2 separate regions of the Homo sapiens genome follow, and region 1 is linked to region 2. A link is an interaction called in ENCODE POLR2A ChIA-PET data of the cell type or tissue named here. Cell type or tissue: endothelial cell of umbilical vein. All regions are shown on one strand. Each heading gives the region's core, and the rest is flanking DNA. Links, peaks and the distances in the headings are about the cores only.

What was found. ChIA-PET counts read pairs that join two places held together with the same protein. Peaks named below come from ENCODE experiments on the same cell type or tissue, not always from the same donor. Only the 100,000 strongest peaks of a DNase experiment are listed, where the experiment ranks them.
Region 1: POLR2A ChIA-PET joins it to region 2 with 8 read pairs; 3 of 35 experiments call an interaction of 5 or more read pairs at or near these places.

What each region holds. Positions count from the first base shown.
Region 1 is chr2:233,232,810-233,237,205 of GRCh38, forward strand. No RefSeq gene overlaps it. Among named protein-coding and RNA genes, the nearest start is that of ATG16L1, 17 kb to the right of the region's middle. In endothelial cell of umbilical vein, for the core only: no CTCF peak of the experiment used is centred there; no DNase peak of the experiment used is centred there.
Region 2 is chr2:232,798,446-232,802,841 of GRCh38, forward strand. The region is part of intron 14 of GIGYF2 (GRB10 interacting GYF protein 2); the gene reads left to right. Among named protein-coding and RNA genes, the nearest start is that of KCNJ13, 24 kb to the left of the region's middle. In endothelial cell of umbilical vein, for the core only: no CTCF peak of the experiment used is centred there; a DNase peak (open chromatin) is centred at 1,886.

The DNA of each region.
Region 1 (4,396 bases), core at 78-4,077, 430 kb after region 2:
CGGCTAAGTTTTGTATTTTTAGCAGAGACGGGGTTTCACCATGTTGGCCAGGCTGGTCTCAAACTCCTGACCTCAAGTGATCTGCCCGCCTCAACCTCCCAAAGTGCTGGGATCACAGGCGTGAGCCACCGCGCCTGGCCTTAAAATCGCACCTTCTCAATGGGCCCATCTTGGCCACCTTGTTGATGCAGAAACTGCACCCCCACCCACTCCCCATTACCGTCACCCGGCTCTGCTTCTTTTTTCCATAGAACTCATCACCTTCCAACACAGACTATTTATTTCTTTCGTATGTTTTTTTTTGGGGGGCGGGCATTGTTGTTGTTGTTTGTTTTTTTGAGACAGAGTCTCGCTGTATCGCCAGGCTGGAGTGCAATGGCACAATCTCGGCTCACTGCAACTTCCGCCTCCCAAGTTCAAGCGATTCTGTTGCCTCAGCCTCCTGAGTAGCCGGGATTACAGGCCCCCTCCACCACATCCGGCTAATTTTTGTATTTTTAGTAGAGACAGGGTTTCACCATGTTGGCCAGAATGGTCTCAATCTCTTGACCTCGTTATCTGCCTGCATCAGTCTCCCAAAGTGCTGGGATTACAGGCATGAGCCACCACACCTGGCCGGTGTGTTTTTTTTGTTTTGTTTTGTTTTTTGTCTGTTTTTTTTTTTTTTTTTTTAATATCATCTGTTTCTTCCCCCTTAGAATGAAAGCTCACTGAGGGCAGAGATACTGATATAGGCTTATCACCCAGAATAGTAGCTGAGATATCATAAGCACACCATGAATACTTGTTGAATTAAGTCTCAAAGGGGCCCTGACTCAAAGAAGGGAGTAGGTCAAGAACTCAGAGAAATAGATTACATAAAAGGTTACTAGCCAAGCCATTAGGCATGACTTGGGGCCTGCAGGAGGGGCACCACTACCTCGAGGTATAATATAATTTTTGGACCAGTGAATGCAAGGGTGTCATTACACTGTGCTTGGTGTGGCTGTTCAGAAGCCGTCCTGCCCTGCACAGCTGCTCTACTTGAGGACTTACTAAGGTTTTCCTTGACCTTCTAAAATAATTCTGCCTTATCCTCCCACAGAAGTCTCAGCTTGGGCAAGTAGTGACCACCCACCCCTATGATAATACCTTAGTTAGCAGAACTTTTCATCCAAAAATACGGAAATGCCAACATATGGAAACACTCAGATACCACAATGTTTCATAAGTACTAAGGGACGAATTTTTATAACTTCCTATAAGAGGCTTCCTAACACTCAAAAGTTGAGTGACCCCATCCACACCCACCTCCTGTCTGCCTTGCAAAGAATGTCTCTTAGACAAATCCTGAAAACTCATACCAAAAATATTATATCTTGCTAGCTTTCCCCCCAAATAACTCACAGGTAATTTTTTATTCTTTGCCTATACAAAATGGGCAAAGTATTTAGACAGATATTACCCCAAGAGAAAAAAACAGAAAATAACAAATATGTGAGAAAATCCACAATTTTACCCATAAAATGCAAATTCAAACAACAGTCAGATATTATCACAATCTATCAAACCAACAAGAATTTCTTGTCGTTGTAATACCAAAACTGGTAAAGCTGTGGTTAGGGTGCACATTCTGCAATGTGGGTGGAAATGTGAAGTGGTAAACCCTTGTGGAAAGCTACAAGGCTAGATCCTGAGATGCTTTGATATCTTCATCATCTTTGACCTTTCTTCTAGAGTCCCTGCTAGGACCTTATCCTACCAAAAAATCTGAAATGCAGGGGGAAAAAGCCTTTGAACCCAGCCATAAAGATTTTACGCAGGACTCACATGGCAGGAAGAGGGAGAGGGAGAGGTTACTTAGGTAAGCTAGCAACAGATTCTCTCAAAGTTTTTCTTTGGTTTAATGTTTTTTTGGTTTTTTGTTTTTGAGATGGAGTTTATTTATTTATTTATCTATTTATGAGACAGAGTCTTGCTCTGTTGCCCAGGCTGGAGTGCAGTGGCGCGATCTAGGCTCACTGCAACCTCTACCTCCAGGGTTCAAGCGATTCTCCTGCCTCAGCCTCTCAAGTAGCTGGGATTACAGGCATGCGCCACCACGCCCAGCTAATTTTTGTATTTTTAGTAGAGACGGGGTTTCACCCTGTTGGTCAGGCTGGTCTCAAACTCCTGACCTAACGTGATCCACCCGTCTCGGCCTCCCAAAGTGCTGGGTTTACAAGTGTGAGCCACGGCTCCCGGCCTGGTTTAACTTTTTATCACAAGGATAACTCTTGTCACATACACTCTGTGGCCCAACAAACAGAATACTGGCATTTAGTTTCATAATTGGAATTGCTGATTTGTCGTGTTTTGACAGTTGAATCATGTTTCTAAAACTCATATTTTCATGTTCCAAAAATTTCCCCTGTGCCTGGGGATGCAGGGCCATCATTTACTCCTTGCTGGATTCTTTAGCTGTTAACATAAAGCCATGGTAACAGCTATCTTATTTCCCAAATTCAAAAACTCAACATTCAAAACAATCATTTTCAAAATTCTCTGAATTCTCTTGTTACTTTTTCTCCTTGAACTTCACTCACTAAAAATCAGGACAAAGTACAGTGTTTTTTTCTACCTCAACTAGAATAAAACCCACATTTACGAATATTTTTCAGGTAAGATATTCACTCGTTAAAAAAAAAAAAAAAAAAACTGGCCGGGTGCAGTGGCTCACACGCTCACGCCTATAATCCCAGCACTTTGAGAGGCCGAGGTAGGCAGATTACCTGAGGTCAGGAGTTCGAGACCAGCCTGACCAACATGGTGAAACCCCATCTCTACTAAAAATACAAAAAAAAAATTAGCCGGGAGTGGTGGTGTGTGCCTGTAATCCTAGCTACTCGGGAGGCTGAGGCATGAGAATTGCCTGAACCCAGGAGATGGGGGTTGCAGTGAGCCGAGATCGCACCACTGCATTCCAGCCTAGGCAACAGAGCGAGACTCTGTCTCATAAATAGATAAATAAATAAAAATGAAAAATAAAAAAATAATAACTTCTACCTGTAAAACAAGGGCTCACCCCAAATGGGATTTAGGTTTTTCCTTTTTAATTTTTAGCGGGAAAGCTGCTTAGAAGGTTGCTAATAGCTTTCCGTTTCTGGAGGTGGCCTCTTTGGAGCTGACTTTATTTACTCTGGGAAAGTTAACAGAAACGGGCTTTCTAGTTACCCAAAGGTAAAGCAAATTCCCACCCATCAACCTTGGAGAAGCTGTGAAATCACATCCCATGGGGAGGCAAGATTGTTGGGAGGATTGGAGAAGATTCCATCCTAGGCCTGGATGCAGGAGACCTGCCCTCCCAGCTGTGGCATGAGAGGCCACCGCCAGGGGTGGCAGAGAGGGTGGGCGGATCCCTCACACTGCAGTGTCATCCACCAGGACCCGAGAAGGGCTCTGCAAGGCCGCCCTCCTCCTGCTAGGGGCCCTTCTCCCGCTCCCACCTAGGACTCGGGGAGCAGCTCTCGGGCCTCTTCCCAGGACACACAGGAGTTCCCGTCCTCAGATCTTGGTAAAGGCAGCAGGAGAGGGTGGAAATGTCCTGCTTTTGCGTCTTTGCCATAAAATGATGTCTAAGGGGTCTTCCTGCTCTAAAATTCTAAATTTCCATTTCAGTCAAGGCTTTCTGCTTATGGGGAAGAGAAACTAGCTCCAAGCAGAGACAGAGTAACCTAACCCTAAGGAGAGCTCAGCCAGGCAGAGTGGCTCACGCTGTAATCCCAGCATTTTGAGAGGCTGAGGCGGGTGAATCACTTGAGGTCAGGAGTTTGAGACCAGCCTGGCCAACATGGTGAAACCCTGTCTCTACTAAAAATATAAAAATTAGCCAGGTGTGGTGGCACATGCCTGTAATCCCAGCTACTCGGGAGGCCGAGGCAGGAGAATCACTTGACCCTGGAAGGCGGAGGTTGTGGTGAGCCAAGATCGTGCCATTGCATTCCAGCCTGGGCGACAGAGCAAGACTCTGCCTCAAAAAAAAAAAAAAAAAAAAAAAAAAAGGAGCACTGATGAAGAGTCTAGCTAGCCAGGCCTCAGCCACATGGAGCTGGGAACAAGGTTGTCAGGCAGAGGGTGGCTCTTCTCTGGGCCCTGGTCCTCTCTGGACGTTTCCTTCTGCTCACCTGTTTCTTTCTCTGCCCAGCGTCCTCTGCCTATTCCTGGTTCTCCTTGGCTTTGTCTTGCCATGGTGCTGACTCAGCCCTTGACTGCTCCAGACCCAGAGGCCCGGCTCCTCACTCTCCCTTAAGAGAGGATTTAGGCCCAGTTAGGTGTCCACGGCTGGTCCAAAAAGTTCTTGGCCGGAAAGCTTCAGTCATGGGATAGAAACACAGCCACCCAGGCACATGACTTGATTAGAGAGAAAGACAAGTGGACT
Region 2 (4,396 bases), core at 228-4,227:
TGTATGGTAGTTCTATGCTTAGTTTTAAAAGAAACTGCCAAACTGTTTCCCAGAGTGGCTATACCATTTCATATGCCCACCAGCAATGTATGAGCAATCCAGTTTCTCCACATCCTTATCAGCATTTGATGTTTTTGCTATTTTTCTGTTTTAACCATTCTGAGAGGTGTGTAGTGATACCTCACTGGGGTTTTAAATTTACATTACATTTCCCTAATGGCTAATGATGTTGAACATCTTTGCATGTTCTTACTGGCCATCTATTTGTCCTCTTCATTCAAGTTTTTCTTCATGTTTCATGTCTTTTTTGTTCATGTCCTAATTGGATTGTTTGCTTATTTTACGTTTTTTTTTTAATTCATTTTAAATATTGTTAAAATACACTTAAAATTTACCATCTTAGCCATTTTTAAATATATGGTTCAGTGGTATTAAATACTTTTTCATCTTCCCAAATTGGAACTGTATACATTAAACAATAGTTCCTCATTTCCTCCAGTCCCTGGCAATTACCATTGCCAGGGACTGGAGGAAATCTGTTTCTATGAATTTTCTATCTGTTTCTATGAATTTTACTATTCCGAGCACCTCATGTAAGTGGAATCGTGCAGTATTTGTCTTTTGACTGGCTTATTTCACTTAGCATAATGTCCTCAAGGTTTGTTCATGTTGTAGCATGTGTCAAAATTTCCTTCCTTTTTAAGACTGAATAATATTCCCCTGTAGGTGTATAACACATTTTGCTTATCCATTTCATCTATTGATGGACACTTGGATTGTTTTCATGTTATAGTTATTGTGAATAATGTTGCTATGGGCCAGGTGTGGTGGTTCACGCCTGTAATTCTGACCCTTTGGGAGGCTGAGGTGGGAGGATTGCTTGAGCCCAGGAGTTTGAGACCAGCGTGGGAAACATGGAGAGACCTTGTCTCTATAAAAAAAAAAATAAAAAATTAGCTGGGTGTGGGATGGTGTGTGCCTGTAGTCCCAACTACTCAGGAGACTGAGGCAGGAGGATCACTTGAGCCCAGGAGTTGGAAGCTGCAGTGAGCTATGATAGCACCACTGCACTCCAGCCTGGGTGACACAGCAAGACCCTGTCTTTAAAATAATAATAATAATAATAATAATAATAATAATACTGCTTTGAACATGAAGGTACAACTATCTCTTTGAGACCCTGTTTTCAATCCTTTTGGGTATATACCAAGAAGCAGAATTGCTTGATCATGTGGTATTATATTTTTAATTTTTTGAGGAACTACCATACTATTTTCCACAGTGACTATACCATTTTACATTCTCAAAAACAGTCCACAAGGGTTTTAATTTCACCAAATTCTCTCCAACACTTTTTTAATAGTAGCCATCCTAATGGGTGTGAGGTGGTATTTCATTGCAGTTTTCATTTGCATTTCCCTAATCATAAGGAATGTTAAGCATCTTTTCATGTGCTTATTAGCCATTTGTATACCTTCTTTGGTGAAATGTCTATTCAAGTCCTTTGCCTTTTTTTTTTTAATTGGGTTGTTAATTTTTTTGTTGCTGAGTTTTAGTTCTCTATATATTCTGGATGCTAATCCCTTATAAGATATATGATTTGTAAATATTTTCTCCCATTCTTTGGGTTGCCTTTTTACTCTGCTGATAATGTCTTGTCATGCACTTTTTTTTTTTTAATTTTCAAGAAGTCCAATTTGTCTATTTTTGCTTTGTTGCCTATGCCTTTGGTGTCATATCCTAGAAATCATTATTGTATCCAATGTTATATAAAGCATTTGCCCTGTGTTTTCTTCTGAGAGTTTTACAGATTTAGGTCATGCACTTAGATCTTTGATCCATTTTGAGTTTTTGAGTATGGTGTTAGGCAAGAATCCAATTTCATTCTTTTGCATGTGGATATCCAATTTTCCAAATACCGTTTGTTAAAATGACTGTCCTTTTTCCATCGAATAGTCTTGGCATCCTTTTCAAAATATTTGACCATGTACTCTGGTTCATTTTGGGGCCCTCTGTTCTATTTTATTGTTCTATATGTCTGTCTTTATATTGGCATTACACTGTTTTGATTACTCTATCTTTGCAATAAATTTTGAAATCAGGAAATGTGAGTCCTCCAGCTTTGTTTTTCTTTTCTTTTTTTCTTTTTTTTTTTTTAAGACCGGGTCTTGCTCTGTTGCCCAGGCTGGAGTGCAGTGGTATGATAATGGCTCACTGTAGCCTCAAACTCCTGGGCTCCAGTGATCCCACCCTAGCCTCCTTAGAACAAGCACACACCACCATACTCAGCTAATTATTTTTCTTTTTTAGAGATGAGGTTTCAGCTGACACACGCTGGCTCATGCCTGTAATCCTGTTTCCTTGGGAGGCTGAGACCAGAGGACTGCTTGAGTCCAGGAGTTTGAGATCAGCCTGGGCAACATAGTGAGACCCTGTCTCTCGCTTTTTTTGAGACAGAGCCTTGCTCTGTCACGCAGTCTGCAGTGCAGTGGGGCAATCTTGGCTCACTGCAACCTCTGCCTTCTGGGTTCAAGCAATTCTCTTGCCTCAGCCACCCAAGTAGGTGGGATTACAGGCATGAGCCATTGCGCCGAGCCAAGAGATCCCACCCCATCTTTAAAAAGAAAAAAAAGAGACAAATTCTTGCTATGTTGACCAGGCTGGTTTTGAACTCCTGGCCGTAAGTGGTACTCCCTGTCTTTCCTCTGCCACCTTGGCCTCCCAAAGAGGGATTATAGGTGTGAGCCACTGCACCTGGCCAAAAAATTTTATTAATTACATTTTTAAATAGTCATATAAGGGGCTGGGCGTGGTGGCTCATGCCTGTAATCTCAGCACTTTGGGAGTCTGAGGCGGGAGGATCACTTGAGTCCAAGAGTTCGAGACCAGCCTGGGCAACACAGTGAGACCCTGTCTCTACAAATAATAAAAAAGCCAGGCATGGTGGTATGCACCTGTAGTCCCAGCTACTTGGGAGGCTGAGGCAGGAGAATTGCTAGAGCCCAGGAAGTTGAGGCTGCATTGAGCACAGCACTTGGCTTGAGTAACAGAGACCCTGTCTTAACAAACAAAAAAAAGACATATACATTATATATTTGTTGTATACGACATGATGTTTTTAAATACGCATACATATTATGGATGGCTAAGTCAGGTTAATTAACAAGCATACTAATCATTTTATAGTGAGAACACTTAAAAATCTACTTGGCAGTGTTTTTTAAGAGTACAATACATTGTTAACTATAGTCATTGTTGCATGATAGATCTCTTGCTATTTTTCAAGAAAGAAACATTGTTTTGGCCATTTGCTGTCTTTTGAGACTTCGTATGTATTTTAGGATGGGATTTTTCTGTTTCTGCAGCAAGCTTCATTGGGATTTTAATAGGGATTATCTTTAATCTGTAGGTTGCTTTCGGTAGTACTGACATTGTAACAATGTTAAATCTTCCAGTCCATGAACATGGATGTGTTTCCATTTATTTAGGTCTTTAATTTCTTTTAGCAGTGTTTTGTAGTTTTCTTTGTACAAGATTTTTACATCCTTGGTTAATCCCGAAGTATGTATTCTTTTTGATGTTATTGTAAGGGGAATTTTTTTCTAATTTTCTTTTCAGATTGTTCATTGTTGGTGTATAGAAATGCAACTGATTTTTCAGCGTTGACTTTGTGTCCTGCCACTTTGCTGAATTTATTTTTTACTTCTAACCTGTTTTTAGAAAAAAAGAATCTAGAATTTTCTGCATAAAAGATTATATCATCTGTGAACAGACTTCTTCCTAATTTGGATGCTTTTTTTTTTTCTTGCCCAGTTGTTCTGACTAGAACCTTTAGTACTATCTTGAATAGGGAAGTGGTGAAAGTGGGCGTCCTTCGCTATCTCCTAATGTTAGAGGAAAAGCTTTCAGTTTTTCACTATTGAATATGATGTCCACTGTGGGATTTTTATATATGACTTTTATTATATTTAGTTAGATCTCTCTATTCTTAGTTTCTTGACCCTTATGAAAGGGTGATACTACTTCTGTGTCAATTAAGATGACCATGTGGTTTTTTTCCCCCCTTATTAATATGGTATATTACATTGATCAATTTTCATATATTGATGCCTTGAACCATCCTTGCATTCTAGGAATAAATAAATCCCACTTGGATTATGGTGTATAATCTTTTTAATATATTGCTGAATTTGCTTTGCTAGTATTTTGTTAAGAATTTTTGCATCAGTGTTCATAAAGGATATTGGTCTATATTTTTCTTTAGAGCCTTTGTCTGACTTTGATACCAGGGTAATTTTGGCTTCATAGAATTAGTTAGGAAGTGTAGGTAATCTTGCTTCCTTTTCAGTTTTTGGAAAAAGTTTGAGAAGGATTATGATTAGTTTTTCCTTAAATG